Linked DNA regions of Homo sapiens: region 1 is linked to region 2. Evidence: read pairs that join two places in POLR2A ChIA-PET (ENCODE). Cell type or tissue: MCF 10A. All regions are shown on one strand. Links, peaks and the distances in the headings refer to the core of each region. The heading gives the core; the rest is flanking DNA.

Evidence for each region. ChIA-PET counts read pairs that join two places held together with the same protein. Peaks named below come from ENCODE experiments on the same cell type or tissue, not always from the same donor. Only the 100,000 strongest peaks of a DNase experiment are listed, where the experiment ranks them.
Region 1: POLR2A ChIA-PET joins it to region 2 with 5 read pairs; 2 of 35 experiments call an interaction of 5 or more read pairs at or near these places.

Annotation. Positions count from the first base shown.
Region 1 is chr4:51,885,360-51,888,168 of GRCh38, forward strand. DCUN1D4 (defective in cullin neddylation 1 domain containing 4) reads left to right here. Exons shown (of 11, transcript NM_001040402.3): 6 at 1,209-1,279. Among named protein-coding and RNA genes, the nearest start is that of DCUN1D4, 44 kb to the left of the region's middle. In MCF 10A, for the core only: a CTCF peak has its summit at 218; no DNase peak of the experiment used is centred there.
Region 2 is chr4:51,959,388-51,962,196 of GRCh38, forward strand. No RefSeq gene overlaps it. Among named protein-coding and RNA genes, the nearest start is that of LRRC66, 60 kb to the right of the region's middle. In MCF 10A, for the core only: no CTCF peak of the experiment used is centred there; a DNase peak (open chromatin) is centred at 1,324.

The DNA.
Region 1 (2,809 bases), core at 80-2,579, 74 kb before region 2:
TGATTGGGTGTGAGAGAAAGGAGGAATACAGGAAGACTCCCAGGTTTCTATTTCTGGGTGTGCCACCAGCTGGGACAGCATACAGGAGGATAAGCAGGCCTGATATCGAGAGACATTGGGCTCCGTTTTAGTGAGGCAGTGTTTGAAAATGTGAAATGCGGGAGGAGTAGGTTTGAAGCAGAAGATGAGTGTAGTTACGGCAGTTAAACAGGAGGTGGAGCAGCTAGTGATAAAGAGGCAAGTAGTTCAAAAGTAAGGGGAAAGTGTGGTCTAGAAAGACATTTGGGTAGGACCCGAGACCTTGAGTATGGTTAAAATTTCCTAGGAATAATGTATATAGCAGGCACTAGAAGAGGTTTAAGGATGAATCTTTGCACATCAAATTTAACCATCTGGGAGAAGCAGAAGAACCCATAAAGAAGCCAGAAGGGGAGAGGAAGGAGGAAAGCCAGATGAGAGAGGGTGCTTCAAGAAGCCATGGGAAGAGACAGTTTTGTGAAAAAAGAACTGCTTCAGATTTTCAGATATCACACAATGGTCAGATAAAACAAAGACTGAATTTGTCTGTTAGATTTGACATTTAGGGGCTTATTGGAGACCTTGGCAAAAAGAATTTCAGTGGAGAGCTAGGAGAAGAAGAAACCAAATTCCAATGGTTACAAAGTGAAGGGGAGATAAATTAGAGATGGAATGTGTGGACGCTTCCTTCAGGAAGAATCAGAGCTAATGCTAGAACGGAAAAGGGGGCCTTACTGTCTTTATCAAGAACAGAGTGATAACTTGATTTTTTTCTATGTAAAAGAAACATTTATGTTTTTTCTTATTTAATTTTATAGAGACTATTATGTGGTTCTTTGCTATGTTTCCAAAAATTATTTTATGTATTGAAATTATTACCCAAGTAAGAGTAGAACATTAAGCTGTTTTAAAGAGCAGGAATTGAATTCAGCCTTAACTTTAGACAAATGGTATATACCATATTCCAACGATTGAAGGACATGGTGATAAGTTGATTTAAATGATTGTACAAAGTAGAGTCCTTTAAAGATACTGAAATTCGAGAATACTTTTCAACTTAGACTTGATTTTTTTTTCCAAAAGGAGTTAATGGCCTTTAAGTCTTACTTGTTGACAGTATAATACTACTACAGTGGTAATAGTATGGTGTGCATGGTCAGATTTAATTTACATAAGACTGTATTTCACAGGAACTGATGATGTTGTAGGCCCTGAAGGCATGGAGAAATTTTGTGAAGACATTGGTGTTGAACCAGAAAACGTGAGTCAAACTTACTGAGTTGGGTGAATCAGTTGGTTGTTTTTCATACTTAAATCTTTGTTCTTTAGCAAATAAATAAATAATTAAAAAGTAGTGGTATGTTAGTTTTTATGAAGCAGTCTAAGAAATAAGTTCTAATTCTAGTTTGACTTATAAGCAGATTCTCCATTCTTGTAAGTGATATGGTGTAACTACAGTTATTTTTTCTCTCATTTAATTTCTTGTATGTAAAAGGTACAGTAAGCCAGATGCTTACAAAATGGTGTGGCCACATGTGCCTACAATGACGGATCAACTGGAGGCCACATTGTACGCTGTGTACCTTCGTGCCCCTCAGTAGTTGTTTTAGCCTAATGTAGAGTCAATCTAGGACTTATAATTATTCATCATGATTTTGAGTAGATTGTAATCATCAAGAATTTTTCATAGATCGTTTACTTCCAATTGAATTTAGCTCAGAAGTGATTGCTTTTTTTTTTTTGAGATGGAGTCTCGCACTGTCGCCAGGCTGGAGTGCAATGGTATGATGTCGGCTCACTGCAACCTCTGCCTCCCGGGTTGAAGCGATTTCCCCTGCCTCAGCCTCCTGAGTAGCTGGGACTACAGGTGTGCGCCACCATGCTTGGCTAATGTTTTTTGTATTTTAGTAGAGATGGGATTTCACCATGTTGGCCAGATGTCTCTATCTCCTGACCTTGTGATCTGCCCGGCTCAGCCTCCCAAAGTGCTGGGATTATAGGCGTGAGCCACAGCACCCGGCCATGATTGCTTTTTATAATGTAAAAGCCCTAGGTATTTATTTTTAATTAGAGTGATTTTTATAAGCTTAATTATTTTTGCCTAATTCTTAGCATGTTATTGTTGAATATTTTTTCTGTTCCTACATCACCTCTCTTACACTAAAATGAAAAACTATGCTTATACACATGCCCTGCCTCATTAACTATGCAGTTTGATATTACATTAGCTCCAGTTTAATAAATATGTCCAAGATCCTCAATGAATTTGTGATCTGGGAAGAGATCTCAAGAGATCATTCTCTTCATTCAGGCTGTTTCCAAGACATCTGGTGCCCAGGCATGTATGTCATGCTTTTAAAGAAACTAGCAAAATTCACATTTTTTTCTTTAAACTTTTTATTTTACCCTTACCATTTCTGTGCTTCTGTCATCTATCTTGGCCCCCAGCAGTGCTTTAAATTTTCTAAAGAGCCTTTGGAATGTCTTTCACTTATTACATAGATTTTTATCTTGGTTTTTTTTTTGGTTTTTTTTTTTTTTTTAAATGTATTCCAGTTCAGGTATTTCAATAAATTACCCAACTTGGCATGAAGGTTTGGGGACACCTGGGTCAATAGTATTTTGCCACAGACTGGGCCGTAGACACAAGAAAAGACCATTACATTGAATTTAAGAAGGAAGTTTTCTATGAGAACTGGGCCAAGCTTGGCAGAGTGTTTTCTAAACATGTAGTCAGAGGGCTGAGAGTGAGTTGGGCTTGAGAGGGGCTCCGGAGGTTCCACATGGGGTA
Region 2 (2,809 bases), core at 281-2,780:
AACAGGTCCTGTGGGCTGGCAGCAGCTCCATGAATGGGCCCAGGAGCACGTGGCTAGGGGAACCTGGGGAGGCAGAGAAATGAGGCCCAGTCCACTCTCATCCTGGGTCATTATGGGATAAACCACACCACAGTGGAGGAGACAGCAGCTGTGGACAGCTAGCTTCCAGCCCCCATCTCCTTCACTGCACTGCATTGCAGGGCTTCCTTAGCTGTGGTAGCCCCAGGTTGGTGAGGTGGTGGGTGTCTGAGGTGGTCGCCTTCCCAGAGTCCTGATGCTGTCAGCATTTTCCTGGTCTGCTCTAACCCACATGCTTACCTCTGCATTGAGAAAGGCCATCTCACTTCCTCTCTTATCACCTCCCACAATCCCTCAAGGCCCGAAGGGGCAGGTTCTAAACTTTCCCTCCCATTATTTCATATCTTCTTATCCTCAACAGCAAGCCTGTTGTCCAGGCATTATGGGCAGAAAAGGGATTTTCCCTATTCATTGGAAGACACTGTGCATTCAGTTTTCTGAGACTGGCTCTGGACCTGTTGGGAGATGCGATGGCCATGTAGGTCCCCACGAGGTCTTATGGGTGTGCTGAGTGTGTGGCTCTCACTCCTGTCCTGGCCACTCCTCAGGGTTATGTTTGCAGGGAGTAGCCTGAGGGATGAGGAAACATCTTACCCTAGACAGAGAGCAGGCTTGCTGTGAAAGAGCTCTCCCTAAACTCAGTGATTCCTTGGCCATGACACAAATCATTCTCATCCTGCTCCTGTCTATTTTGTGAATTTGATGAGGTTTACTGAAATACTTTGGCAGTTGATTTGTAGCATTTGTCACTTTTCTTACTGTACGCAGCTTTAATCTGTAGTTGTGTTTGAGCCAGAACATATACAAAGCCAGGTGGTTAAATGTTTCTAGAAAGAACTAGTTGTTTATTGGCTTCCTGGCTCCAGACAATCTGATTCATGATTTAATATGACCTCCTACAGACTAGCAGGAGGAAGATGAAGCACTGTGAACCCTGCTTACTTTTAAAGTTTGCAAGAGTTTTTGTTTGTTTGTTTGTTTGTTTGTTTATGCCAGGGGTAGGCACTTTTCCTCGAAAAGATTGTTTTAAGGTAACAAAGTGGACAAAGGTCACATGTTAAATGCAAGAAGGTATTTGGTAGGCTGACTGCACCCACTGTCCCAGTTTTGTGGAATGAGCCATTGTACCAAGACAATTATGTAAACCTGCTCCTTGCCCTTAAGGAATGGTAAAACGCCAGGCAGACCCGTTGATGAGACCACAGAGGATTATAATAAACGCCTTCCACTGCTGTGTGACTGAGCCTTTGGGCACGTGTGTCATGCAGAAATTGGGGTTGTGCCAAAGTGTAGGTGAAAAGCCCAGGCAAGTACAGGACTTTGGTTGAAGCACTGCAACATGCCAAGGAAGGTATGAAGACTCAAGAGACTAAAGTGAAGTCAAGGGTGAGCTAGATACCACCAGGGACCTAGAATCCCCAGGAATTCTTACCCAATTCCTTTAATAATACAATGACAGGTGTGTTTCCTTTCACCAAAGCATATAAAAGTTGGATCAAAGCAGCCACCTCCCAGTGGTGAAAATTGTCACTATTTGGTAGCTCCTCCTCTACTGAAATTTTGTGAAAATGTTTTAAGTGAAGAAAAAGACTGAGACTCAAGGATAGTAAACATTCTGCTAAGTTTTCAATTTTTTGGAACATGGAGATCCTTCCCACAAAATCACATAAAGTCATTAACAGAGTCAGGCATGGTGGCTCATGCCTAGAATCCTAGCACTTTGAGAGGCCAAACCGGGCAGATCATGAGGTCAGGAGATTGAGAACATCCTGGCTAACATGGTGAAATGCTGTCTCTACTAAAAATACAAAAATTTAGCCGTGTGTGGTGGCGGGTGCCTGTAGTCCCAGCTACTTGGGAGGCTGAGGCAGGAGAATGGCATGAACCTGGGAGGCAGAGGTTGCAGTAAGCCAAGATTGCACCACTGCACTCCAGCCTGGGTGACAGAGTGAGACTGTCTCAAAAAAATAAATAAATAAAATAGAAAATAAAGTCATTAATAAAGGAGATTGAATGCATTTTTCTTCAGTCCTTTCTGAATTTGGACAGTCTGAGACCTCATTCCCATCACTAATATGTGTGTCCTTTCTAATATAGTATGTTGAAAAGCATTGTTTCTATTTGGTTTATCTGGAGTCCAAATTTATTTGTTGAATCCACAAATGTTGACTGAGCACCAGTATACTGTGTGCCAGGCACTGTCCCTAGCCCAGGAGATGCTGTAGCAACCAAGACAAATGAGATTTTTACCTTTATTGGGAAGACCAATAATATACAAGGAAACACTTAAAAAAACAATAGTTCTGTAGATCATTTTAGGGGGTAGGAAGACAATAAACACCAAAACATGATAGAGAATGCTTTGAGATGGGTGTGCTACTTTAGACAGGGTAAAATGGAAAGGTCTATGTGCACAGGTGAGATTTAATCTGAGATCTTTATTACAATAAGAAACTGGGCTAGGAAATACAGACAGCACATTCCAAGCAGAGGAAATGGCAAACATAAAGGCCCTGTAGTGGCCCCAGTTGGGATATTCCAGGAGCAGAGATAAGCTACTGTGGCTGAAGTGGTGAAACACAGAGAATAGCAGACTGGCAAGGTGGTGGTGGGGCAGGTCACACAGGGTGTTGTGGTCCCAGGAAGAAGCTGAGTTGAAAGATTTTCTACAGGGCAGCCACATGATCTGGCTACCCAGTGGAAAGTTCTGCTTTGTAAAGAAAATGATATT